5 separate regions of the Homo sapiens genome follow, and all the other regions are linked to region 3. Evidence: chromatin contacts called from ENCODE Hi-C data. All regions are on one chromosome and are shown on one strand. Each heading gives the region's core, a stretch centred on a gene start or an enhancer-like site at or near the end of the contact. The rest is flanking DNA. Distances are from core to core; before and after follow the strand shown. Region 1 holds the start of LINC01055 (long intergenic non-protein coding RNA 1055). Region 2 holds the start of RB1 (RB transcriptional corepressor 1). Region 3 has its middle 86 kb from the start of HTR2A. Region 4 holds the start of TPT1-AS1 (TPT1 antisense RNA 1). Region 5 holds the start of LINC01077 (long intergenic non-protein coding RNA 1077).

Evidence for each region. Hi-C counts contacts between places; a loop is a spot of excess contacts on that map. Pooled maps may share reads with other maps.
Region 1: a map with no recorded cell type shows a loop between it and region 3 (9-fold over the local background). The contact joins the promoter of LINC01055 here to the enhancer-like site in region 3. A Hi-C loop is called at or near these places in 2 of 37 single-sample maps with no recorded cell type and 3 of 50 pooled maps.
Region 2: a map of OCI-LY7 shows a loop between it and region 3 (5-fold over the local background). The contact joins the promoter of RB1 here to the enhancer-like site in region 3. A Hi-C loop is called at or near these places in 1 of 168 maps with a recorded cell type or tissue (OCI-LY7), 1 of 37 single-sample maps with no recorded cell type and 3 of 50 pooled maps.
Region 4: a map with no recorded cell type shows a loop between it and region 3 (24-fold over the local background). The contact joins the promoter of TPT1-AS1 here to the enhancer-like site in region 3. A Hi-C loop is called at or near these places in 2 of 37 single-sample maps with no recorded cell type and 1 of 50 pooled maps.
Region 5: a loop to region 3 is called in a pooled map, with 4 times the contacts of the local background. The contact joins the promoter of LINC01077 here to the enhancer-like site in region 3. A Hi-C loop is called at or near these places in 1 of 168 maps with a recorded cell type or tissue (endothelial cell of umbilical vein), 1 of 37 single-sample maps with no recorded cell type and 4 of 50 pooled maps.

The regions. Positions count from the first base shown.
Region 1 is chr13:45,697,655-45,702,433 of GRCh38, reverse strand. It overlaps LINC01055 (long intergenic non-protein coding RNA 1055), which reads left to right and starts at 1,250. Exons shown (of 4, transcript NR_125786.1): 1 at 1,250-1,407. It overlaps CBY2 (chibby family member 2), which reads right to left and starts at 114. Exons shown (of 3, transcript NM_152719.3): 1 at 1-114. The coding sequence starts at 43. RefSeq lists enhancers at 602-901, 1,352-1,431.
Region 2 is chr13:48,300,629-48,306,250 of GRCh38, reverse strand. It overlaps RB1 (RB transcriptional corepressor 1), which reads right to left and starts at 2,500. Exons shown (of 27, transcript NM_000321.3): 1 at 2,202-2,500. The coding sequence starts at 2,338. RB1-DT (RB1 divergent transcript) reads left to right here and starts at 2,549. Exons shown (of 3, transcript NR_046414.2): 1 at 2,549-2,960; 2 at 3,759-3,912. RefSeq lists enhancers at 1,489-1,558, 1,799-1,848, 1,923-2,646, 2,647-3,372 and a silencer at 2,059-2,348.
Region 3 is chr13:46,980,561-46,985,992 of GRCh38, reverse strand. No RefSeq gene overlaps it. Among named protein-coding and RNA genes, the nearest start is that of HTR2A, 86 kb to the right of the region's middle. Within about 2 kb of position 1,997, at least 5 of the 41 ENCODE cell types and tissues checked have a DNase peak (open chromatin) inside an H3K27ac peak, as active enhancers do; they include OCI-LY7, where a contact is called at or near this core.
Region 4 is chr13:45,339,989-45,345,573 of GRCh38, reverse strand. It overlaps TPT1-AS1 (TPT1 antisense RNA 1), which reads right to left and starts at 4,229. Exons shown (of 11, transcript NR_024458.1): 1 at 4,187-4,229; 2 at 2,034-2,148; 3 at 1,128-1,195. TPT1 (tumor protein, translationally-controlled 1) reads left to right here and starts at 4,391. Exons shown (of 6, transcript NM_003295.4): 1 at 4,391-4,532; 2 at 4,789-4,862; 3 at 5,390-5,580. The coding sequence starts at 4,505. LOC124903169 (a long non-coding RNA gene) reads right to left here and starts at 4,140. Exons shown (of 2, transcript XR_007063781.1): 1 at 3,944-4,140; 2 at 2,271-2,287. RefSeq lists enhancers at 2,165-2,952, 4,532-5,321 and silencers at 4,015-4,214, 4,375-4,484, 4,565-4,634.
Region 5 is chr13:48,586,890-48,591,847 of GRCh38, reverse strand. It overlaps LINC01077 (long intergenic non-protein coding RNA 1077), which reads left to right and starts at 1,250. Exons shown (of 2, transcript NR_170270.1): 1 at 1,250-1,326. All of the region lies in intron 2 of LOC105370202 (a long non-coding RNA gene), which reads right to left. RefSeq lists a silencer at 4,921-4,958.

The sequences.
Region 1 (4,779 bases), core at 1-2,500, 1.3 Mb after region 3:
GAAGTTGGTCACCAAAACACTCAGAACATTCCAGAGGTGACATCACAAAACAATATGGTGTTTTTCAGGGCTCATGGTTTCTCTCTGAGCATCACAGGTGGGAATGAGGCATCTGACAGGCAGGAAGAGCTTGTGGGTGCTGTGACTACTTGGCTGGTCAGGGTCAGTGTGACACACACAATAGCCCAAACATTAGCCCCCTGTTGGGTCATTCCAGCTGCCATTCGTATTCTCACTGCCAGGCTAAGTTGAGATCCCTATTCTCTCTCCAGAAGTGGCATCTTCTTGGAGTTGGGTCACTCAAGAAGAAAGAAACACAAACTGAACTCTTCCCATACCAAGGGAGAAAGTGTAGTCTGAGGTGTTTTCTGACACTACTCAATTCCTTAATTCTCTGACACCAACTGTGTGCCCTACAATTCAATTTCATCCTGATGCTATCTACCAGAGTTAGTGTTACAGAGCTGAAGCGGCTCACTACCCAATGCAATAGAAGCCAATACTAAAACACTAAGTTCTTTAAAAAAGAAAAACTTGTATATTGAAAGTCAACTCCCAAGGAGACAAGAGTCAAGCTCAAATCTGTCTCTCTGTGCTGACATTAAGGTAGTATTTTTATTAGAAAAGATTCAGGGGGTGGATTCTGAGATTAGTAGGTGATTGGTGGATGGAAATGGGAGGTCTGGAAAGTCCCAAAGAGTAAGAAACCAGTTACTTAATTTTTGAGTTTCAAGATAGCAGATAAGAAAAGAAACTTAAGCCGCTGAAACTCCCTCCACTTGTGAGATCAAGAAAAACCTGGCTGAAACTGGTTGGAACCAAGATGGCTAACTGGAGCTTGCACAGAATAAGCTTGCTGATGTCATAGCCTGAATTTCCACCACGTTTCATACTAACTCTCCCTGAATTTGCCATGCAACTCAGGAGTTAACATGAAGAAATAACTATGCATGCCCAAGGACTTTCCAGACCTCCCTTTTCCTTGCACAAATCACCTACTAATCTCAGAATCCACCCCCTGAACCTTTTCTAATAAAAGTACTGCCTTAATGCCAGCAGAAAGAGACAAATTTGAGCTTGACTCCTGTCTCCTTCAGAGGTGACTTTTAATATAAAGCTTTTCTTTTTTTCAAAAATTTGGTGTCAGTGTTGGCTTCTAGCACATTGGGCAGTGAGCCCCTTTTGCTTGTTAACAAACTAGAACCCCAGGTGAGACGAACAGCCTGTCCAAGGTACTGTTGCCCCTAGTGGTGTGCAGGCCCCCTGCACTGATCCTGAGTGGCCACCTAGACCAGGGTGTCCAGAGGCTCGACTATAGGGTTCCTTCTTCTCCACCATGGCACTTCAGGCTCCCTTGGCACTTCTCTTTTGGGAAAATAAATTGCTTCTGGATTAGACATCTTTCTGGTGAGTACCTTGTTAATATGCCCCTGTACTTTTAATTGTCTTTGAACTCATCATAACGACTGTGGGTTCAAGTCCCACCCTGTGGTTTAGGATTATGGATGAGAGTCCCAACCTTGTCTAGGATTGTGGATTTGAGTCCTACCCAAGGGGGATTCTGGTCAGTTCAGAGTCCCAAATCTGGTGTATGTTTAAGTCCCAAAGAATTAAGGCAATACTAAAAAGCTACAGCCACTAAGATAATCTAGTCTGGTTCTGATTTTTGTTGGTCTGTCTGTATTTTTGGTCTGTGTAGCAATATTTGGCTTAACAGAGGTCAAAGACTGTGATGGCTACAGCAGAAGCCTTATGAGATCTCCAGACTCCTGCACACTCAATTAGAACAAAGCAACTCCATAAACTAGAAAACCTGAAGAAAAATGGCACATGTAAAACATTTTCAGTCAATCCCTCTTTCTTCTTCTGTCCTTAAAGAGTTACCATGTAGTCTTCTAAGTTCTTTGCCTATTTTTCCTTCCTGACTACTCTGAATCTGCTGACTTTTCTGCTGGTGTTGAAATAAAACTTACTGTTCATGGTATTACTAGTTTCAGGTTACTGGCTAAAGAAAAAAAAGGAAAGAGGTCTTTTAAAATCAAAGTGCCCTGGAAACTGCTTTGCTCATCAGGGCAAATAAAATTTAGCCATGTGAACAGATTCCAGTTTTATCAGGAAAATAAGTTTGATCCAACTGTCTTGTTTATGCATATACATGCATTATGTTATATGTTGTGTCTATATGGTACCAAATTAGCTTATAAATAAAAGAGTACTGATAAATTAAATAAATAAGTCCAAATGCTTTCAAGTTCATTTGACTTTAATAATCTTTGGAAAATTAAAAAAAAATTATTGATAAAATAAAAATAGATATGTCTTCAGGATTGTCAGCATGTATTTTTGCCTGTGTTTACTGGTCAGCTGATATGTGCATCTGATAGTTATTTTAAGATGTCCAGGTTTGGCAAAAAGTTATGAAATTACAAACCCGGCCAAAACAGAATAATCTTTGTTTATGTGATTCTTTTGATAAATAAGACTAATTTAATATTGTTGGTTTAATGAAAACAATGAAATCCTCTGATTTATCAGCAAAATATCTGTGTATTTCACTTTAAAGTTCTTGCTTAGGTGAACACCTGATATTCACAAGCTGTAAAATGGTTAACAAGGAAATAACTTAAAATGGTGACTAGCTTTGTCTAATATCTCTATTCTCATAACTAATCTAGATAAACTGTTAAAAACAAATAAATTAGATAAATGTAAATGGGACAAATGTGTGTAAATGAAATTCTTATGTTTTTCAAAATCTTAAAGTTATGATACTTACTATCATACTTTACTTACTGAGCAGCTGGGTCACTTCCAATTAAGAAATGTATAAGGAAATGTTTCTAAAGATTAAAACATGGTTTTAAAATACATGAAATACTTATAATATTTTATCTTAAAATACTGATATATTGCAGACAATTCAAGATTTCTTACTTCCTAGGTTCTTCCCTAAAATCCCTAAAATAAGGATTACTAAGAGTTAATATTGTAACTTATATAAGTAATTGAAACTACTAGATACAAGAGAAACAATTCTATTTGCAGAATGTATACGAAAAATAGGATGTGTTTTTGGTAAACACACAAGAAGACAGGAATATGGTTTTCGTTTAAGGGCAAGTAATTTTGCCTAGTTTAGAGGTTCTAAAGGATTGTTTTAAATTGAAGGAATTAAAAAAGTGTAGATAAAACTAAATAAATATAGAAAGTTGAGAAAGAATGAAAATAAAACAAATTGTAAGAGGTTATAAAAGGTTTATGGAAATCTTACCTTGCAGTCAAAACAAATTGAGATTGAATAGATTTGTTTATAAGGTCTTATTAAAATTAGCTGTAATATTAAAAATGCGCTAATACAAAACTAAAAATTTTGGTTAAAGCAACAAAATTTTTTGAAGTATTGATTTGCTCTCAATGATATTGCAAGAAATATTGAGTTTAAATTCTAAAATTAAAACGTCAGATTTATATCTCAGAAGTTCAACTTTTCCTGCACCTTGTTACATATAAGTTGCAGATCACATTCATTATCTTCTGTTTTTTCCCCCTTGAAAAAAAAATATCTTTTTGCTTGGCTGGAATGATAACTGTCCTCTTCAACTTGTTCATCAACTCTTACAACTTTTTACCCCAGTCCTAATGCTGTTCTTATGGCATAATGCTAAAATATTTATCTTAAAAGTTTAGAAAAGCAATGTTTTCCTCAAATGTAATATAATTTTATACTCTTGGCCTTATGATATGTCTGAATTATTTCATATAACCAGGAAACCTCCCATGTAACTTTCTGTATTACTTTTGAGGTCTTTTGACTGTCATGCTAGTTAAATGAATAACTGTTATTTTTAAATGACCTGTAGCTCTGTTTTGATCAAATGTTTTGAATTTTTAACGTCTTTGGTAGGATTTATTTGGTAAAACTCTATGGGAGACACTATCAAATGCTAAATAATACTAGATCTTCTTTTGGTTATGTTTATGGGTATGCTATTGATATAAATGTTCTAAGAATTACATAAATTTATAAAAATCTCATATGCTATCAGTCATAATTTTGATATGTTAAATCTTTTTAAAAGTTATATTTGTACAGATATATAATTAATACAAATATTCTTAAGATTACATTATTATAAAAATCAGATGGTCTTGATGTGATGCTGTCAGTCATGGTTCTGGTTGTTATCTTAAAATGCTATATATAATAGAAATAACTTAATTTTCTTGACAATTGAGAACTTTTATCAGATTTTAACCATGGCTAAGTTTTTGTAATCCACAGTTATTGTTTTGAATTCTTCTCTAAAAAGCTTTCCAATCAGCTACAACCCAACTTACTTTTCATGGAAAGGACTCTGACAAGTACTCTTAAATACAGATTTCTGATAACTTTGGAGATAATGCCATCAGACTAGGAAAAGTCTTCCAGGACTCTGATTAAAAAGTTACATGAGAATTGCTAACCCAACATCAAACCGAACAAGAATTAGTTACATGGGACTGAACTGAGAGAGGACTAAAAAGATCTTTTATGACATTTTTATTTGAAACATTGATGATCTCTTTATGTTTTGTTTTCCTGTAAACATTTTCCTTTTGAACCATTTTAACTTACAACACATTAGATAAAATATAGTTTTGTGAACAAAAATTTGAGGCATTTACCTTTCTCTCTGATTTCTCCAGAATTTGGAAGCTGTTTGTGAGTATTCTCAATTTATGGCAATATATTATTTGTATTAGTTTTCAATAAAAATCTATTTCCTTTTGTAATAGAAC
Region 2 (5,622 bases), core at 1,251-3,750, 1.3 Mb before region 3:
AAATTTGTTTTAGAGACAGGGTCTTGTTTTGTTGCCCAGGCTCCTCTCAAACTCCTGGCCTCAAGCAATCTTCCCATCTTGGCCTCCCAAAGTGCTGGCATTACAGGCGTGAGCCAACATGCCTGGTCAGCTTTTTTGTTTTTTTAAAGACTGGGGTCTTGCTTTGTTGCCCAGGCTGGCCTCCAACTCCCAAGCTCATGTGATCCTCCTGCCTCAGCCTCCTGAGTAGCATGGACTACAGGTACGCGCCATCACACCCAGCTCGAAACATGATTAACCTTTGATTATTTCAACAATGAATGTGGTATGCTGTTCCTAGTGACAGTTTCCCTTCCAGCTACATTACTTAGGCCAGAGATAAGGCAACAGAAATAAGATCTAAACTCTCAAATCAGGAATGGAATCTGTCACTGGAGGTGCAGTTGGACTGAGCCTTGATTCCATCTCCAGGCAAGATGCTCAGTATCAGACTGCACGGCAGCGGTTCTACCCTTGCTGGTTAATTTATAGAGTTCAACTGTCTATGTTAATGAAACCCTTTGTGGGTATGGATAATCAAGAACAGACTGTATCTTGTATGGTTTTGACTTATAAGAGAATTTTTTATAGTTCCATTACTTAAAATATATAAAATGAGTTAAAAAATGAAAGAAACAGTCCTCTTTTTTCCAAGCAGTGGCCACAACGTCAATATTCCTGGTTACCCTACATTAGAGTATGCTTCCAAAGCTGTGTGCATAACATGGAATTCTTTAGAGTAGCCATTACTGCATTTTCCCAAGGGAAATTTGCAAGAATTGGATACATCAGAATTTAATCAGAAACTAAAGCCATGTCTTTTCCCAGAACATGCCCCAGACGTGGTTTTTAATTTTTTGTTGTTGTTATTTTGGTTTTTTAACGAATATGGTTTTTAACTGACCTATAAGACAGTCCATTTAAATATATAAATTTTTAATAGCCTTCCAGGGGCCATTTCCTAAATCCCACTTCAATCTTTTCTGCCGTGAATTGTTAGTGTATACCGAGTGGAAAGAAATGGGTGAGGGTGAAAGGATTTGGTGATAGACAAGAATGGGAGAGAAAATAGTGAAAAACAGAAACAAGTCCCATTCCCTCTGCAATGAACTTGTCTCAAAGTAGAACCAGTGCTGACAATAATGACAATTACACTCTTTCAATCATAGCTATTTAACCATAAAGTAGAAAAATCAAGAAAAGTAAGATGTTGTAATACAATAAATACTTCCCTTCAAGATCTAGTGCATTCGTATGGACTTGCTTAAATTTAGATTCCACTTAATAAGGGAAAACGAAAATTTCCATTTGCGCACAGAACCACTAATTTTGTGCCAAAAACAAAGGCAAAAAGAGGGGACACCAAGATCCTTGCTGGTTCAAAGTCAAAAGGCAAAATGGAAGAAATAATGAGACAAGCCGAAGCCGACTAACACGCAAGAAGAGTTCATCAAACAGGAAAAAAAAAAGTTTAGAAACTTTCAAGCACTTCTGGTAAATGTCTCATGAAAGTTTTGCCCATGTTTCAGTTCCTCTAAAGAGTTACGCTCCATCAATCACTACAGATGGCTTTGAGTCCCCAAGGCCTCGATGCATTATTGTTCTAAGGAAACGCCGCAAAGCTCCTGAGCCGAGTATCCTGTGGGCAATGGACACTCAGGACCCTGCGCTTCTTGTCCAAGGCTTTCTGGTCGGCCTCTCCCACAAATGGACTTCAGATGCAGTGCACGCCCGGAAGAAAATACTTCCCAACTGTTGCATCGCGTGAACCAAAACAGAAAGTCAGACGACCACCGGAGTACTCCAATTCTCCGGTGAAAAACTCTCCCACAGACACCATTTTTGTATTTTTATTTTTCATTTTTTGCGTCTGATGGACGCTCGCAACGACCCTCTGCCTCCGAGCCTCACAAGAGGGAACTGCACCTGTCACTTCGCTCAGGACCCTAGCCCCACCCGCCCGACACCTGTCAAGTTGAAGCCGAGACCCCTCGCCCAAGAACCCAGAATCCTGTCACCATTCTGCAGACGCTCCGCCGTGGCGGGGGGCAGGGAGGGCGCCTCCTCCCGCCGGGACCCGGCCCCTGGCGAGGACGGATCCCCGCCGAGCCGCCTTGGCGCCCGCCCTACGCACACCCGGGGCGCCCTTCCCGCGTGAGGCGACGGCGGCTCTGCTCGCTCACCTGACGAGAGGCAGGTCCTCCGGGCCGCTGTCCTGCTCTGGGTCCTCCTCAGGAGGGGGCGGCGGCGGCGGTGCCGGGGGTTCCGCGGCGGCAGCGGCGGCGGTGGCGGCCGTTTTTCGGGGGGTTTTGGGCGGCATGACGCCTTTCCGCGGCGGGAGCCAGCGAGCTGTGGAGGAGCGCCGGGGAGGACGACGCGCGCGCACGTCGGGGCACGCCCCGTCCTCTCCCGACTCCCGTTACAAAAATAATTTCAACGTCCCCTGAGAAAAACCGGACGCGCCCTCCCCCGCCCGGCAACTGAGCGCCGCGTCCAACCGCGGGAAAACGTCACTTCCGCCCGCGGCGTCACGTCCGCGAGGCTCCCGGGCCCGCCGGCGTCTGTGGGGAACTGGGGCGCTGGTCGGTGCGCGGGCTGGGACGCTAAGTCATGAGGAATTAAACTGGGAAACCTGGCGTGGGTCCAGGCGCCTTCCAGGAGGCATCCGGCGCGGCCCGGACGTGCTTCTACCCAGAACCACCCCCTCCAGGCCGGGGTGCACTTAACGGGGCTATACAAAGAGTCTGGTGGGTGACTGTGGGCCTCATCCCTATCCCGGGGTCTGATAGGGAAGACTCTCGGGCCCCGCAGGGAATATCTGGCTAGTGCACCCTCGGCGGGAGCGCCACTCTCCCTCCTTGGGCGGCGCCCCCCACCTCTCATCCCGCCCAATCCGTTTTGCAAAGTCGGCCAAAACAAAAACAAACTTGGAGCGCTGATAGGTGCGGAACTTTACCAGTCACTTAGAAGATAGAAAATGTTAGACACTTGCTGGCCTTTTGGGATCACTGGTTAGGGAAAGGAAGGGAGGGAGCTGTGGGGAATGAACGGATAGTAGTGTAATAAAGGATTGTAGTGGTGTAAGAACGGGAAGCACCGTGGAAACGTCTGAGGAAGATTTTCAGGGGAGCAGTAGCTGCTGAATAGAAGTCTGTCAGGCAGGCCTGACATTTACTATGTACCAGGAACTGTGCTGGCCACCTTACATAATTGTCTTATTTAATCCCCAGAAACAGCCTTTTTTTTCTTTTTCTTTCTTTCTTTTCTTTTTTTTTTTTTTTTTTTACTTTAAGTTCCGGGATACAAGTGCAGAACGTGTAGGTTTGTTACATAGGCATACGTATGCCATGGAGGTTTGCTGCACCTATCAACCCGTCATCTAGGTTTTAAGCCTTGCATGCATTAGCTAAGAAACAACGCTTTCCAATGGGTAGTATTAGCTAGTCTACGTTGCAGATGAGGAAACAGGCTCAGAGGAGTTAATTTGTCCAATACCAGGGCCGATGGGTAGCAGAGAATTTGAACTCAATTCTATTTGATTCCACTTGTCCATTATATTATGTTTGATGAAGAAAACAGTGACAGAGAAGGAGCATGTGCAAAGGCACAAAGACATCAGAAAAGAGCTTGCTGGGACTACCACCATCAAACATTGGCTTAAAGCTGTTATCACTTCTGTGTCTCGGTATTTGTACCAATAGATTATCTAGTTTGAATACATTTTTTTTTCTCTTTGGCAGACACTGTTATTGCCCATCTGAACTCGTCAACTGAGAAGGAAAGAGATGGTTTATGCTGTGAATAAAATACAGTTGTGCTGTGATGTAAATCCCCTCATCCTGGAGCAGCTGAGCAAGGTCTAAGGCAGGAAGAACCTTCAAGCAGGTCATGGCTGTAAGCCTCCTGAGTTTATCCCAGCAAGTTGTATAAGGGATTATCTTTTTATCTGCATATTATGACATATGTGAGGATGTGTAAAGGTTTGGCAAGCACTGGCCTACTCAACAGCCAGTCCTACCTAACTTCAGAAATCTTTCTTGTGGGCAAATGTCAGGAGATAGGGCCCAGGCCCAGGTCCAGCTACAAAGAATGAATACAATTAAAGTGCTACTTCCATTCACCTCACCCCAGATTAGTTTAGGCAAGAGCTCAGGATGCAGTTTTGACATTTGAAAGATAAGGAGTAGTCTGCTGGGAGCCTGATAAATTGAAACAGGGATGGCACAGTTCTAAATATTATTAAATAATAGTAATAATATTAAGTATTACTGAGGATGTGACACTTCTGATTGCTGCAGCCATTGTAACGTGAGGCAAGCCAACCTACAGAGAAGGTAGAAATGCTGATATTGGTGCAGGAGGAATTTCAAAAGAATCTGGATCCTCAGTGTTATAAATGAGCCTCTGATTTGGCCAGCCCTGGAGCTGACCTAAGCTGAGCTGAGGTTTTCACTTGTTTGCAACAGAAAGCATCATGACTGATAATGTTTCTCCTGTGCTTATCTTCAGGATAGAGACCAAATCTTGGGTATCATCATTGCCTTAGTACCTAGCACAGTGTTACACACACAGTAAATGCTTGCTTACTAAAAGTAGGGATGGCAGGAAAGTGAAGGAAAGTTCTAGGAACTGAAGTAAACTCTCTTCATACGTAGATATCACTTGCTTTATTTAAAACCAGTTTATCAACATCTAGATTACATTTATGTAATCTAGATTTATTTATTACCATATTACAATTATGATAAAGAGATTTCTCAATTTACAAAAGAATATATGTCTTGACCATGGATTAATTTAACTATGTTCACTAGTATGTAAAATATATTTTCCTGCAGCCATAAAAAGGAATGAGATCATGTCCTTTGCAGGAACATGGATGGAGCCAGAAGCCTTTATCCTCAGCAAACTAACGCAGGAACAGAAAACCAAACACTGCATGTTCTCACTTATAAGTGGGAGCTAAACAATGAGAACACATGGACATGAAGAGGGGAACAACACACACTGGGGGATTACTTGAGGGTGTAGGGTGAGAGGACAGAAGATCAAAAAACTACCTATCAGGTACTACACTTGTTACCTGGGTGGTGAAAAAATCTGTACACACCAAACCCCAGAGACACACAGTTTACCTATATAACAAACTTGCACATGTATCCCTAAACCTAAAATAATAGTTTGAAAAAAGTGTGGTGTATATATCATAATATATACACATAAATAGATACACACACACACACACACACACACACACACACACACATACACACATACATACCATAAAATAGACCCAGGAAGGGGAACAACACACACTGGGGCCTGTAGCGGGGAAGGGTGGGGAGAGGGAGAGCATCAGGAGAGCTAATGGATGCTGGGCTTAATACCATGGTGATGGGTTGATCTGTGCAGCACACCACCATAGCACACATTTACCTGTGTAACAAACCTGCACATCCTACACATATACCTGGGAGCTTAAAAGTTGAAGGAAAAAATAATAAAATATATTTTCATCCACACAACTCAGAAGCAATTGAGTTCACCATCAAAATCTTTAGTTTTCTGTTGCATTACCAAAGAAGTATTAGAATTTCGGCAGAG
Region 3 (5,432 bases), core at 748-3,247:
AATCTGAAGTATTTGTTAAAAATGCAGATGCCCAGGCTCCATCCAGCTTCACTGACTCAGAATCTTTACAGATTGGGACCCAGGAATCAAAAGTTTATCCTGTGTCCAGGTTTGAGAATCACTGACCTAGGTTCTGTATAAAATTATAAGGCTCCATATAATAAGCCTTTAAGATGCTAGTTTAAGATATCAAATAAGCACATAAGCATTGCATTCACAATTAGTGTAACATAAATTTACACCCAGAATAACATATCTGAGGCCTTTTCAGGACTCCATCATGCTTCTAACCTTTGAGCTGTAGTGAGCTGCATGATTGTTGTATAATAAAGTGGCTCAGAGTAAGGCTTAATAACAGAATGAAGTTCAAGTAAAAACATCTTAAATGGATTTCCATTTTTCCTAATGCAAAATTTAGCTAATTCTGAGTTCGAATTGTCCTCCTACTGCCCACGTTTCCCACAGGAAGTGGACAGTATAACTTGAGGTGATGAAGCTTTGCAGTTAAGAAACTGATGGGAAACATAACAAATTTCAAGATGTTTAAGTGGTTCTTTGGGGGAGAACTCACTGTCATGAAGAATGCAAATGAAAACAGAATAATAAAATGCATGTGGAACTATTTATCTGTTTGTTCCTAAGAATAAGAGATTTTTTTATTCTTGGTATTTCTCCTGGTAATTTTTATTCCATAACTCACATTTCTGGTTTTTTTAAATGAATTTATCAACCAAATGTGATTAGGTACAGGCATGTTTTGTATCTGCAGAATCCAGGAACAACCTCTACCATTCTTATAAATCAAAGATTGGTGAGCTATCAGTACTATGGTCTGAGTATAGGGAAATTCAACTAATACATTTTGTATAAAACCAACCAGAGGCAGGAATAGGCTGTTTATAATTTAAAGAGATTCATTCAACCTATACTGACCTTTCCTTCTCTATGATATTTAAATTCACATACAACACACTTGATACTTCTCTAATAGTTACATATCTGTTAGTTTTTCTCCCCAAATTATTCAATGTTTTTGAGAGGAAACAGAATTGTTTGAACTACATTTAATGAACAAATACATTTCTCTCAAAAGACTATCAGTGCCAGGCATGGTGGCTCACACCTATAATCTCAGCACTTTGGGAGGTCGAGATGGGGAGATCACTTGAGATCAGGAGTTCGAGACCAGCCTGGCCAACATGGCAAAAACCCCTCTCTACTAAAAATACAAAAATTATCCAGGCTTAGTGGCACACACCTGTAATCACAGCTACTCGGGAGGCTGAGGCAGGAGAATCGCTTAAACCCGGGAGGCAGAGGTTGCAGTGAGCTGAGATCATGCCAATGCACTCCAGCCCGGGAGACAGAGTGAGACTGTCTCAAAAAAAAAAAATGTTTATTGAAGTTCCGATGAAAATTAATTTGGAGTAATTGAGGCAATAGAGTGAGACTCTGTCTCAAAAAAAAAGAACATTAAAATTAATTTCATACTAATTAAATCTAATGTACAAACTAAACTTAGTTTCACCTCTAATTTAGTCTTTACATATATGATTCCCAAGAAAAATACCACAGGTTACAGAAATCCAACTATTTCAGTTTCAAAGGGGGAAAAATAAGCTATTATATGACAAGCTAGTCAACAGATTCCTAAATCAGCCAGTTATTACTGATGTTATTCTTTTCAAGGGAAAGTAGACTATGCCAAAATTTTCAAAAATACAAATGTATATTTAATCCAAAATAACACTGCAATGACAATGATCTCAGTACCTCAGGATATACTCAGTAAATAAACACTTTCTGGCTGATGAATAGGTGCAGAGGTCAATAATGTGCTCCTAACAGGACTGCTCTTACATGAAAGGCATGATTCACAAGAGGAAGTTCCTGTTACTACACCCCAAAGGGTTCTCAAGGCCTGAATGCCTTCCTAGAGATACTTGTGTTTGCATGCCAAGCCATCACATAAAACTGAAAGCACAGAAAAGGTCTCACAGGTGTCTTAAAGATACAAGTACAGCAGGACAGCAGAGGTGTAGTGAGCTGGTAGCTGGACTCGGGATCTGGAAGATGGAAACAAAGAGTATAGGGTATGCCATAGGTCTCAATATTATAATGTTGGACAAAAGCCTGTGGTTGAAAAGATAATGAACATGCAGTTTAGTGACCAAAATAAGGGAGTGAATGTACGGAAAAACATTTTTCACAATGCCTACCTTACAGCATGTGCATGATAGGTGGTTTTTTAATGATTTTGTAGTATATGGGATCAGAAGCCCTGTCTGCAAAACTCCATACAAGGTCCCTCTCTCCCTGCCCATGACTACCAGCCACATTCTGAAAGGAATGGGTATGATGACCTGCAGGGGGATCGATGCCAGATACTAACAAATTATACCCCAGTGAAAATTCAGCAGAAGAGAGGAGTTCAAGATGGGAAAATCCCTTCTCATTTGGACCCACTTGGTCTCTGCAAAAAGCCATTCCTGCCACCAGCACCCAGTGGGCTGTGCTGTTCATGGGGGATACACAGCCTGGTGCTAAATGGAGCGCTGCTGCTAAAATCAGCTTATCACAGCTCTGCTCTTTTCTTCTTTTGACCAAGCTTGCATCACAGGGACCACAACAAAGAAAGGGCTTCCTGCATTTTGCAGAAGTGAAAAAAGATCAAAGATTCAGTCTGGGACAGACCTGAGAAGTTCAGTGGCCACATATACAAAGCCAAAATCGATGTACAGTCAGAGAAGGGAACCTCAGATTTGAGATTGAGACTGTGATGAAAAGTCCAGGCAATCAATCTAGGTCTGATAAATCAGTTTCCTAATTTTACAGACAGGAAAACCATATTTGAGAACTATTCCCACGTGCCTTCACCAGCCAGTAAAAGAGGGACAAGAACCCTACCTACCAGGGCCCAGTGCCAACATCTGTTCTGCCACAGTGCTATTCCTCAGAACAAGGGTTAGTGAACACACCTGGCTAGGGATGCTAAGGGCTAAGGCAAGTTCTGGTGAAGCTTCCCTGAACTTCCTGTTCCAAAACCAATCACCCTCCTCCATCCATGTAAAAGGGAAGGACACCTATTTCTAATTTCAGACCTAGCTCCCTCTATACTTTTACTCACCCCTTCTTACTGCCTTACACCAGGGAAACCCTATATTGCATAGATACACATCTATATATAATGTTGTAATTATTATTCTATGTCTTTTCAAAAGCAAAGATAATTTGTTTTAAAAAGGCAAAACTATGGAGACAGTACAAAAGCTCAGAGGTAGCTGGGGTTTGGGGATAGGGAGGAAGGAATAGGCAGAGCACAGAGGATTTTTAAGGCAGTGAAAATACTCTGTATGATACTTTAATGGTGAACACATGACATTATACATTTATTCAAACCCATAGAATGTACAACAGCAAGAGTGAGCCCTAATATAAACTGTGAACTTTGAGTGATGATAGCGATATGTCAATGTATGTTCATTGATTGTAACAAATGTACCACACGGGTGGGGGGTGTTGATAATGGAGGAGGCCAGCAGGGGAGGGCAGTGGGTATATGGGATGTCTTTGTACCTTCTTCTCAATATTGCTGTAAATCTAAAACTGCTTGAAAAAAGTAATCATCCACATTATGAACACTAATATCATGAATCACTGAAAAACTCACAGGTTTTCCTAAACCAGGGGCTTCAATAAATCAGTTCGCATTTAACATATCTATCTTCAGGTCCAAAATTTAACATGGTTCATTTGTTTATTTTCTACCTTTCACAGGAATTTGGTACAGATAGGTGGGAGGAGCAACAGATGATGGCAGTTCCATTGGATACTATATTCTTTTTAAAAAAGAAAGTAGTAGAAAATACTTAACATAAAATCTAGCCTTTTAGCAAATCTCAGTGTACAGACAGAACGGTGTGGTTTACTATATGCACATTGTTGTAGGGCAGTTCTCTTGAACTTATTCATTTTGGATGACTGCAACTCTGTATCCATTGAACAGCAATTCCCCATTCTCCCCACTCCTGGAAACCATCACTCTACTTTCTGCTTCTATAAGTTTGACTGTTCTAGAAACCTCATCTAAGTGGAATCATGCAATATTTGGCCTTTTGTGGCTCACTTATGTCACATAGCGTAAAACCCACAAGATTCATCCATATAGCGTGGGACAGAATTTCCTTAAGACTAAATAATATTCTATTATGTGTTTCTATTTCACATATTCTCAATCCATTCATCCACTTACAAACATGTAAGTTGTTTCCACCTCTTGGTCATTGTGAATAGTGCTGCAGTAAGCATGGGAGTGCAAGTATCTATCTGAGGCCTTGTTCTGAATTATTTGAATACCTGGAGTGGGATGGCTGGATCATATGTTAGTCCTAGTCTTTTTTGAGGAAAGACCCCACCATTTTTCATAGAAGCTACACAATTTTACATTCCCAAAAACACACAAGGGTTTCAATTTCTCTATATCCTGATATTCGTTATTTGTTTTTTATAATGGCCGTCTTAGGTGTGAGGTGATATCTTGTAGCTTTTTCATTCCTTAGGGATGTTAAACACTGAGTTTTAGGAGTTTATTATATATTTTGGATTATTAATCCCTTATTAAACACATGGTTTGCAAATATTTTCTCGCATTCCATAGGTTGCCTTTTTATTCTGTGGACTGTTTCCTTTGCCATAAAGCTTTTTAGTTCGATGTAGTCTCACTTGCCCATTTTGGTGTTGTATCTTGGGCTTTTTGTGTTACATTCACATTTGGTGTCACATTCAAGAAATCCTTGCCAAGACCAATGTCATAAAGTTTTTTTCCTATGTTTTCTTCTAGTTTTATAGTTTTAGGACTATGTTTCAGTCTTTAATCCATTTTGAGTCTATATTTTGTATATGGTATAAGGGTCCAATTTTATTCATTTTTGATTGACAAATAATAATCGTGTATATTTATGGGGTACAAAGTAATGTTTTAATCTATATATACATTGTAGAAAGATTACACCAAGCTAATTAACATATCCATCAATTTCATTATTTTCAACATGGATATCCAGTTTTCCCAACACTATTTGTTGAAGAGACTATATTTCTCCCTTGGTGATTTTAGCACACTTGTCAAAGATCATTTGACGGTATATGGATGTGTTTATTCCTGGGCTCTTGATTCTGTTCCATTGCTTTATATGTCTGTTTTTATGCGAGTAGCATACTGTTCTGATACTATAGCTTTCTAATATATTTTGAAGTCAGGAAGTATGAGGCCTCTAGTTTTGTTCTTTCTCAAGATTGTTTTGGCTATCTGGGACTCTTTGGAGTCCCATATGAATTTTAGGATTGTTTTCCTATTACTGAAAAGAAAAAAGCATTGGAATTTTAATAGGGAATGCATTAATTCTGTAGATTACTTTGGGCAGGATGAGTGT
Region 4 (5,585 bases), core at 2,980-5,479, 1.6 Mb after region 3:
AACTGAGGTGTTTTCAACAATTTTTTTTTTCAGAGATGGGGTCTCGCTATGTTGCCCAGAGTGGTCTCAAACTCTGCCTCAAGTGAGCCTCCCACCTTGGCCTGCCTAGGCTGGAGTACAATGGCACTATCTAGGCTCACTGCAACCTCCACCTCCCGGGTTCAAGTGATTCTCCTGCCTCAGCCTCCCGAGTCGCTGGGATTACAGGCGCCTGCCATCACGTCCAGGTAATATTTGTATTTTTAATAGAGACAGGGTCTCACCATGTTGGCCAGGCTGGTCTTGAACTCCTGACCTCAGGTGATCCACCTGCCTCGGCCTCCCAAAGTGCTAGGATTACAGGCATGAGCCACCACGCCCAGCCGGCTTTTTTTTTTTTTTTAACTAGTCAAGGACAGTAGTGAAAAAGGGAGGGGAGAAAAATTTTCTGCAATTTCTTTTTTTTTTTTTTGAGACAGAGTCTCGCTCTGTCACCCAAGCTGGAGTGCAGTGGTGCAATCTCGACTCGCTGCAACCTCCACCTCCCAGGTTCAAGCAATTCTCAGGCCTCAACCACCCGAATAGCCGGAACTACAGCCGCCTACCACCATGCCTGGCTAATTTTATTATTTTTAGTAGAGACGAGGTTTCACCATGTTGGGCAGGCTGGTCTCAAACTCCTCACCTCAAGTGATCCGCCCAACTTCACTTCCCAAAGTGTTGGGATCACAGGTACGAGCCAGCTCACCCAGCCTGTTTTCAGCAATTTCTTTCCCGCCATGCAGCCCTCCTGCAGTTGCCTCAAGTTACTTTCAAGATGTGACTGTTGAGCAGTTTCCTGCTAATAGAGGGTCAGAATGATCACACTTCTCTCAGCCCCTACACAGCAAGCCAGATCTCCATTTGGCTGTTTTCTCTTTCTGGCAAAAATTGTTCAAATGAGCTAGAGTCAAATATAAGTATTCACAAAACACTGGGGTCATTTAAAAAAATCATTTGCTGAAATTGAAGAGTTTATGGTGCCAAGTAATATATTTGAAAAGAAAATTTGCCCAAGTCAATGGATTTCAAAACACTTGACTTATAACCACAGGAAGAAATATATGTGGGATCTAGTACATTCATACATACATAAATCTAAAACATACCTGGGAGTGGTGGCGCGTGCCTGTAATCCCAGCTACTCAGGGGGCTGAGGCAGGAGAATCGCTTGAACCTGGGAGCCAGAGGTTGCAGTGAGCCGAGATGGTGCCACTGCACTCCAGCCTGGACAACACAGCGAGATTCATTCTCAAAAAATAATAAAATAAAATAAAATAAAATAAAATAAAATAAAATAAAATAAAAATAAAATAAAAGCTTCACAAAATAATACTCACCTTTACTGTGATTCGCCTTTATATATGATTTTTCTTTTCTATTCTTATTTCATTTTAAATAAAGTTGTTCACTATTCACTAAATTGTTTCTCAACCGTCTGTTTATTCTCATTGGTTGGGTGTTCAAGATCTTTTCTTTTCAGAGCCCGCAATTTTATCAATAAAATTTTTGTTGTTGTTTGTAGTTTGAGACAGAGTCTCGCTCTGCTGCCCAGGCTGGAGTGCAGTGGCGCAATCTCGGCTCACTGCAACCTCCGTCTCCCAGGTTCAAGCGATTCTCTTGCCTTAGCCTCCTGAGTAGCTGGGATTACAGGCAACCGCCAACAGGCTCGGCTAATTTTTGTATTTTTAGTAGAGACGAGGTTTCACCATGTTGGCCAGGCTGGTCTCAAACTACTGACCTCAAGTGATCCACCTGCCTCGGCCTCCCAAAGTGCTGGGATTACAGGCGTGAGCCACCGCGCCCGGCCAAAGGCAAGATTTTAATCTAGGGTGCCATGACTCTTCAGTACTTTTTTTCACCACGACTATATTTTTATAAAACTTAAAGAACTGTTTCGACCTGAATATGAGATTGGGCAGTTGAGAGTAATGTTTGAGAGTACTGCATGGGTCAATGATAATATTTCTGAATAGTTTGGAAGTATTAAAACTGAAGAAAATAATTATACTTGCCGGGTGCAGTGGCTCACGCCCGTAATCCCAGCACTTTGGGAGGCCGAGGCGGGCAGATCGCCTGAGCTCAGGAGTTTGAGACCAGCCTGGCCAACATGGTGAAACCCTGTCTCTACTAAAAATACAAAAAAATTGCCTGGGCGTGGTGGCAGGCACCTGTAATCCCAGCTACTTAGGAGGCTGAGGCAGGAGAATCGCTTGAACCCGGGAGTCAGAGGTTGCAGTGAGCCGAGATCATGCCACTGCACTCCAGCCTGGGCAACAGAGCAAGACCCCATCTGGGCGGGGCGGGGTAGAAAATAATTATACTGTAATAATCTGGAAAAAAAATGTTCACACAGTATTAATGTGTGATAATCATCTCATACATTCCAGAAATGAGGTTTGAGAGCCTTCACTGACCATGTGTCATATCCATTTATTTTGGGATCCCTTTCACCCCATTTTTAACTTCCTCCCAGTTGCCCAATGTCCTCTGGAGTTTTCCATCCAAGACCCCCATCTTTTTTTTTCCCTTTCCCCCCTTTTTAGCTTCCTCCCAGTTGCCCAATGTCCTCTGGAGTTTTCCATCCAAGAACTCCAGCTTCTTTTTTTGGGGGTGGGGGAGGACGGGGTTTCACTCTTGTTGCTCAGGCTGGAGTGCAATGGCGCGATCTCGGCTCACTGCAACCTCCGCTTCCCGGGTTCAAGCGATCCTCCTGCCTCAGCCTCCCGAGTAGCCGGGATTACAGGCGCGTGTCGGGATCACACGTGTGAGCCACCACGCCCAGTCCCCCCATCTTCTTAAAGGGGTTAATTTCTTGGCTCTTGCATTTTGACTTTTCCATCATTCCAATTGCCATCCTGTGTCCTGCTCTTTCCCAAGGGTTGCATTCTTACTCTGCTGAATGCTATATTATTGGATTTATGAACAATTGTTAATGTATTATAATTGTCTGATACTTTGATTTACCAGAATGAACACTTCTATAAGTAGGACTGGATCGAACTTGTTCACAATTGGAATCTTGGTGCAAATCCTAGTTCTAAGGGATACAAAGCACAAAATATTTGCGAAATAGAACAAGCTTTCAGACTTCATACTGGCATGTATCTTTGCCTTATGCCAAAGATGTGACGATGTGACTAAATACGGAAGTTTTGTTTTGCTATTGAGCCAAGGTCTTGCTCTGTCATTCAGGCTGGAGCGCAGTGGTGCAATCATAGCTCAGTGTAACCTCCAACTCCCGGGCTCAAGCGATCCTCCCAGCTCAGCCTCCCTAATAGCTGGGATTACAGGCAGGCACCACCGCACCCAATTAATTTTTAATTTGTGTGTGTGTGTGTGTGTGTAGAGACAGGGTTTCAGTAGTTGCCTCCCAAAGTTCTGGGATTACAGGCATGAGCTACCATGCAGGACCTGTTTTGTTTTAATACTTAGTAATTGGGTGTAAAGTCCTTCAAAAAACAGGTGGGGCAGGTGGGAAACTCCCTTTGTGTGACCCTCTAGCACCAGGGATAAAATTTCAACTTCATCTTAAAGCGACAACATACTTTTCCAAGACCAAGTGCGAAATAGTAAAGGGAAGAGCTAGCTCCGTAGCCGTCCGCCACAGAATGCCACAAGCTTTCAATTATGGGACAAAATTGGAACACATGGAAACCCTGTGCAGACTCCCGTGACATCTTCCCTCCTCTCCAAGTCCCTTCCCACAGACCTTGCGCCCCACACGATTATTCCCCAGGGGCCGAGCAGGACGACTTGGGTCCCACTATCCGGACTCAGCGGTGCCCCCACAAAAGCGTCCCAAAAACTCCAGCTGGGGCAGCCCTGGGGCAGATGCTGAAAAGTTGTCAGAGGCCCTCGGGCAGTCCCGAGATCTACCCCAGGCCAGAGGGCCTGACCCTCCCTAAATGCGACGTTCTCCTACCTTGGTTGATACTCACGTTCCCAGAAAAGGGTGGAACCTAGGCTGGACGAGGCGCAGGGCCAAAGTTTAATTCCTCTAAGCTCCACCCAGCTCCCAGCACCTCTCCAGGCGGCCCCGTGGGGTAGGGCGGAGCCGGGTCCAACGTACTCCGCTTCCCCCGCTCCACCCACCCAGGGCTAGGGAGCGCCCCGAGAGTTGGCCTCCTCCCACGCTGCGCGCGCACCTCCCCGCCCCCACCCCTACCCGCTGGCGTGCCCAGTGGAACGGAGCCTTGTGTCTCCGCCTCAAGTCCCCGGATGCTCACCTCCCCGACTCGCCCCCGCTGTGGCCCCGCCCCCGCGCGGCTCTTCGTGCCACGTCACCGCCTGCGTCGCTTCCGGAGGCGCAGCGGGCGATGACGTAGAGGGACGTGCCCTCTATATGAGGTTGGGGAGCGGCTGAGTCGGCCTTTTCCGCCCGCTCCCCCCTCCCCCCGAGCGCCGCTCCGGCTGCACCGCGCTCGCTCCGAGTTTCAGGCTCGTGCTAAGCTAGCGCCGTCGTCGTCTCCCTTCAGTCGCCATCATGATTATCTACCGGGACCTCATCAGCCGTGAGTCCTCACTGCACTATCCTTACTGCCGCACACGGGGGTCTGGGGTGCGGGTGGGGGCGGGGAAGGCGCAGCCGTCGCGGGCCTAGGGGACGCCGGCGGTCTTAGCCGAGCGCGGAGGGGTCGGTGCCCGGGGCTCGCGCCCAGCTCTGGTGTGCTACGGAGGGGCAGATCCCGCGTGCGGCCGCCGGCGCGGGAAATGCGGGAAATGGCGGCGCCAGGCGCACGGTGATGGGCGGCTCTGTGTATCCGGCAGACGATGAGATGTTCTCCGACATCTACAAGATCCGGGAGATCGCGGACGGGTTGTGCCTGGAGGTGGAGGGGAAGGTGAGTCGGTCGGGCCTGCGCGTGGGGGAGTCCGGGCCGAGCGGGCTCGGGTTTCCTCCGCTCCCCCGCCTGAGGTTGTGCAATCCTCCCCGCCGCCTCCTGGCGGAGGAGACGCTCTTTCCGGGCTTGGGTTTTTCTAGAAAACTGGAGGCGGAGCTGATCCTGGAAATAGGCCCGCCGCCTCGGCGCCCATCCTCCTCCCGGGGTTGTCCGGGACATGATGCTTCCGGCTTAGGAGCCTGGAGTCCTTTCGTGTTTGTCCTGTCCCCACTTACCAACCGGAGGCATCACATGCCCGCAACTGGAAACAACTTTTTAATGACCCCATTTTTTGTTCCGGCCAACAGACAACTCTTTTAAGTTAGGTCGTTTTGAGAAATCCACGGGTCACAACTTTATTCCCAAAATGGTGCTTTTTTTATTTTCAGCAAGAACTAAGAATACTTCTTATCCGTGAACTATTGGCGTGGAAGGTGCTTTGGATGCGTTTGTGTCTTTTGCAATTATACTGCTTTTTCTTAATGCAGATGGTCAGTAGGACAGAAGGTAACATTGATGACTCGCTCATTGGTGGAAATGCCTCCGCTGAAGGCCCCGAGGGCGAAGGTACCGAAAGCACAGTAATCACTGGTGTCGATATTGTCATGAACCATCACCTGCAGGAAACAAGTTTCACAAAAGAAGCCTACAAGAAGTACATCAAAGATTACATGAAATCGTAAG
Region 5 (4,958 bases), core at 1-2,500, 1.6 Mb before region 3:
ACAAGGAAGTAAAACCAAAGGCAGGCAGCCCGGTGCCAGGCCCGAAACCAGGCCTAGGCCTGCCTGGCCTAAACCCACTAGTTAAAAATCAACTCATAACTTAGAATCCGATGTTATTCACAGATTCCAGACATTGTATAGAAGAACATTGTGAAACTCCCTGCCCTGTTCTGTTTCTCTCTGACCACCAGTGCATGCAGCCCCTGTCACGTACAGCCTGCTTGCTCAAATCAATCATGACCCTTTCATGTGAAATCTTCAGTGTTGTGAGCCCTTAAAAGGGACAGAAATTGTGCATTCGGGGAGCTCGGATTTTAAGGCAGTAGCTTGCTGATGCTCCCAGCTGAATAAAGCCCTTCCTTCTACAACTCGCTGTCTGAGAGGTTTTGTCTGCGGCTCGTCCTGCTACAAAGCTATAGCCTGACCACGTTGGGCACATGTTTTCAAAACCTTTGAGACTGTGCCTCAGGCTATGGTTGCTCATTTTTTGGCTCAGAGTAAACCTCTTTAAATATTTTATGGAGTTTGGCCTTTTCATTGACACTCCCAAACAAAGTTTTCCAAGGGACTTTCCTTCGGGTGTGTCTTAGGCAGTTTGAGGGCCACCAGCCCTGAGGAGCTGCCCAAGGAGACATGGTGACCTCTCAGCCAGGTGGCCAGGACAAAGCCATCAGACTCACAGACATGTCACCTAAACAGGTGTGCACACACACTCATAGGTAAAGGCAAACATAGAAACAACATTTACCAACATGAGGCAACAGAGAGGCCAAAACAGGTGTCACGGGCCAGGCACTGAGGGGACATGACTCTCAGGCTGGAGGGAAAGGGCATTTGTCCCTAAGCAAAATTCAGCTGCCCAAAGCAACATCCCACTGAGGAATGAATGGTACTCTGAATTCCAGGGTCAAGTCAAGCTGCCACTAAAGTCTGATTTTGCTTCTTCTTTCTTTACTCATTCCTCAGCAGCCCCTCATCCCCCACAGACTAAGAATCACCACACACACTGGCCACCTCGCCAGCTGAGGGCAAGAGGTGAGACAGAGAACCTCTACAGTGGCAATATGGTTTGGCTGTGTCCCCACTGAAATCACATCTTGATTTGTAATCCCCATAATCCCCACGTGTCAAGGGAGGGCCCAGTGGGAGGTGATTGGATCATGGGGGCAGTTTTTCCCATGCTGTTCTCATGATAGTGAGTTCTCACGAGATCTGATGGTTTTACAAGGGGCTCTTCCCCTTTTGCTTCCTTCACACATGCTCACTCTCTCCTGCTGCCATGTGGGAAGGTCCAAGCTTGCTTACCCTTTGCCTTCTGCCATGATTGTAAGTTTCCTGAGGACTCCCTAGCCATGCAGAACTGTGAGTCAATTAAACCTCTTTCCTTTATAAATTACCCAGTCTTGAGTAGTATATTTATAGCGTCTAAGAACAGACTAATACAAGTAGGGTGGGGTGTGGGCGTGTCTTAGCTCAGGCTGCTGTGATAAAAATACCATAGCCTGGGTGGGTTAAACAACAAATATTTCTTTCTCACTTCTGGAGCTGGAAGTCCAAGATCAGGGTACCAGCATGGCCAGGTTCTTGGTGAGGGCATTCTTTCTGCTTTCTTGTGTCTTCACCTGGCAGAGAGAGGAAGCAAGCTCTCTCCTGTCTCTTCTTATAAGGGGACAAATCCCATCATTAGCTCTCCACCCTCAAGAACTAATTAACTCCTGGGTTTCAATATATAAATTTGCAGGGCGGGGATTGGGACACAAACACGGAGTTCATAACAGGACACTCTCCAGATTTGGACCCAGAACACTGCAGGAAGCAGAAACCAACTGCAGAGAAATAATATGCACCATCCCTAGTCTAAAGTATAACTTACCCACAATGGTCACCCCAGGAAGATTAAATGATATGCTAGTGGGAAAAAGTGCAGAAAAAAATATCTGCACAGGGTTGACAAGAATGGCATGCTGGGTTCCAGACAGAAGTATAGTTATAATTAATCATTAATCAGGCCGCACTTTGGCCCAATTCCTTTTTGCTAAAAGTCACTAGATCCTTACTATTTGCATCCCCATTGTTCATAGAGATAGGATTTCTGATGTTAGGTCAAAAGACTATTTAAAAATGGATTTGCATCCACATTGTTACTATAAATAGGATCCCTGACATTAGAATCATTAGACTTTTATTTAAGGATTGCTTAAGATGTTTTTCAGCCCCTAAATTCCAGCAACCAGTTTGAAAGCCCCCACAGAGAAACAGGATGAGCATGAGAGCACAACTGCTTTCATCTCCCTGTCCTGTGACTACACCCTGCACTCTTCAACCAATCAACACTCTCCACCCTTTGACCCCCTCCAAAACCCTTAAAAACTCTAACCCCAAATTCCTCAGGGACATACTTTTTTTTGTTTTGTTTTGAGATGGAGTCTCCCACTGTCGCCAGGCTGGAGTGCAGTGGTGCAATCTCGGCTCACTGCAACCTCCGACTCCTTGGTTCAAGCAATTCTCCTGCCTCAGCCTCCTGAGTAGCTGAGATTACCGGCATGCACCACCATGCCTAGCTAATTTTTGTATTTTTAGTAGGTGGGGTTTCACCATGTTGGCCAGGATGGTCTTGATCTCCTGACCTCATGATCTGCCCACCTAGGCCTCCCAAAGTGCTGGGATTACAGGTGTGAGCCACTGCACCTGGCCAGGAGATGAATTTGAGTTTCCCTCCCATCTCCTCTTTCGGTGACCCTATGATTAAACCTCTTTCTCAGCTGCAACCCAGTGTCTCAGTGTAATGACTTGCTGTGTGCATCGGTCAATGAGCCTATTAAAGTTAAATGACTACAAAGCTCATTGGGGAAGTGCCCCTCCATACTTACCCATCTGCCCACTGGAGCTGACAAGAATAGAGGCTTGGGTGCCAGCAGACCAGATGGGGTGAAGTGGGGGTTACGCAGAGAGAACTGGAAAGGAGGGGCCTTTCCAAATAGAGGGATGGAAGGAAAGCATCACAAGTGGCCTAGTGACACAAAGAAGCCAGGCTGCCTGGCTGGGTGTGTTCTACAGAAGGTGGCTGGTGTCACAGAAGAGGCACCAGCAAAAAGTCAGATTCTATGCCCCTGCCTCTCCTGACTGACACTACCCCTCAGCAAGTAAGAGAGGCTAAGGGACAGACTGGGGAGATGTGGCTTGGGCCTGATGATGGGCACTTCAAATGTCGGAGTGGGTAGTTCAGACTTGATCCTGCCAGGGGCATCCTCTCTCTTGTGTCTAAGCAATGTAACCACCCAATGGGCTCATCTTGCCCACTGCCCAGATACAGCTGATTTATCAAGACAGGGGAATTGCAATAGAGAAAGAGGAGTTAGCTAAATGGAAGACCAGAGTTTTATTACTACTCAAACCAGCCTCCCTGAAAATCCAGAGGCTACAGTTTTTTAACAATAGTTTGGTGGGCAGGGGGCTAGGGAAGGGGTGCTGCTGATTTGTTGGGGATGCAATCATAGGGTCATAGAAAATAGTCCTCATGCGCTGAGTCAGCATCTGGGTAAGGGACATGGGTCCAGGTGGAGTCATCTGGTTGTCAGAAATGAAAATCTGAAAAGACATCTCGAAAGGCCAATTTTAGGTTCTACAATAGTGATGTTACTTACAGGAGTAATGGAGGAAATTACAAATCTTGTAACTTCCAGAACAATGACTGGTAATCATTTAACTATGCCTGCATCTTAGCAGAATTCAGGCCCCTCTAATAATCCTAACCTTCCTAACCTTGTGACCTTTCATTAGTTTTACAAAAGTAGTTTAGTTTTGGGAAGGCCTATTATAATCCTTGCCTTAAGGTTAAACCAGAAACTAAATTTATCCAAAAGTTAGCTTGGCCCGTGCTCCAGAATGACCAAGGTTAATTTGAAGGTTAAAGGCAAGATGGAATTGGTTAGAGAAGGTCTCTTTGACTGTCATAATTTTCTCACTGCTATAATTTTTGCAAAGGTGGTTTCAGCAATCTGGGGTAATTTGTGTAACAGATATCCTGTTCTTTTTCTTAGTTTTATTTTATTTTATTTTATTTTTGAGATGGAGTTTTGCTCTTGTTGCCTAGGCTGGAGTGCAATGGCATGATCTCAGTTCACTGCAACCTCCACCTCCCGGGTTCAAGCAATTCTCCTGCCTCAGCCTCCCGTGTAGCTGGGATTACAGGCATCCACCACTGCGCCAGGCTAATTTTTTGTATTTTTAGTAGAGACAGGGTCTCACCATGTTGGCCAGGCTAGTCTTGAACTCCTGACCTCAGGAGATCCACCTGCCTTGGCCTCCTGAAGTGCTGGGATTACAGGTGTAATCCCACCACACCCAGCCTTTTTTCTCTTTTTTTTAAGAAAAAGTCTTGTTTTGTCACTCAGGGCAAGTGAGTGGCACAATTATGGCTCACTGCAGTCTCAGCCTTCCGGGCTCAAGCAATCCTCCCACCTTAGCCTCCCAAGTAGCTGGGACTACAGGCACATACCACCATGCCTGGCTAATTTTTCACTTTTTAGTTTTTTAGGGATGGGGGTCTCACTATGTTGTCCAGGCTGGTCTTGAACGTTTGGACTCAAGAGATCCTCCCACGTCAGCCTCTCAAAGTGCTGGGATTACTGGTGTGAGCCACTGTGCCTGGCCTCAGATTAGCCTGTTCTTAAGCGTTTCTAAAATGTTCATCCTGCCTAGCCTGCTTCCAGGACTTCTGGGTATCTCTGCTTCTTCCATCCTTTATGTTAGTGCTCAAAATACCTACCAATTTTCACTTCCTAGTTGGTTTCCTGTGATTGTTTCTAAACCTTGTGGCCAAGTTGTTAGCACCTCATTTCATCTAAAAAGTCAAAACATGCTTACCTTCCTCACCCCAAATATGCTAACCTCTGATGGTACAAATGATCTCCTGTGATTAGACCTTCCTGTCGTGTCTCCCCTGCAGCTAATCAGGA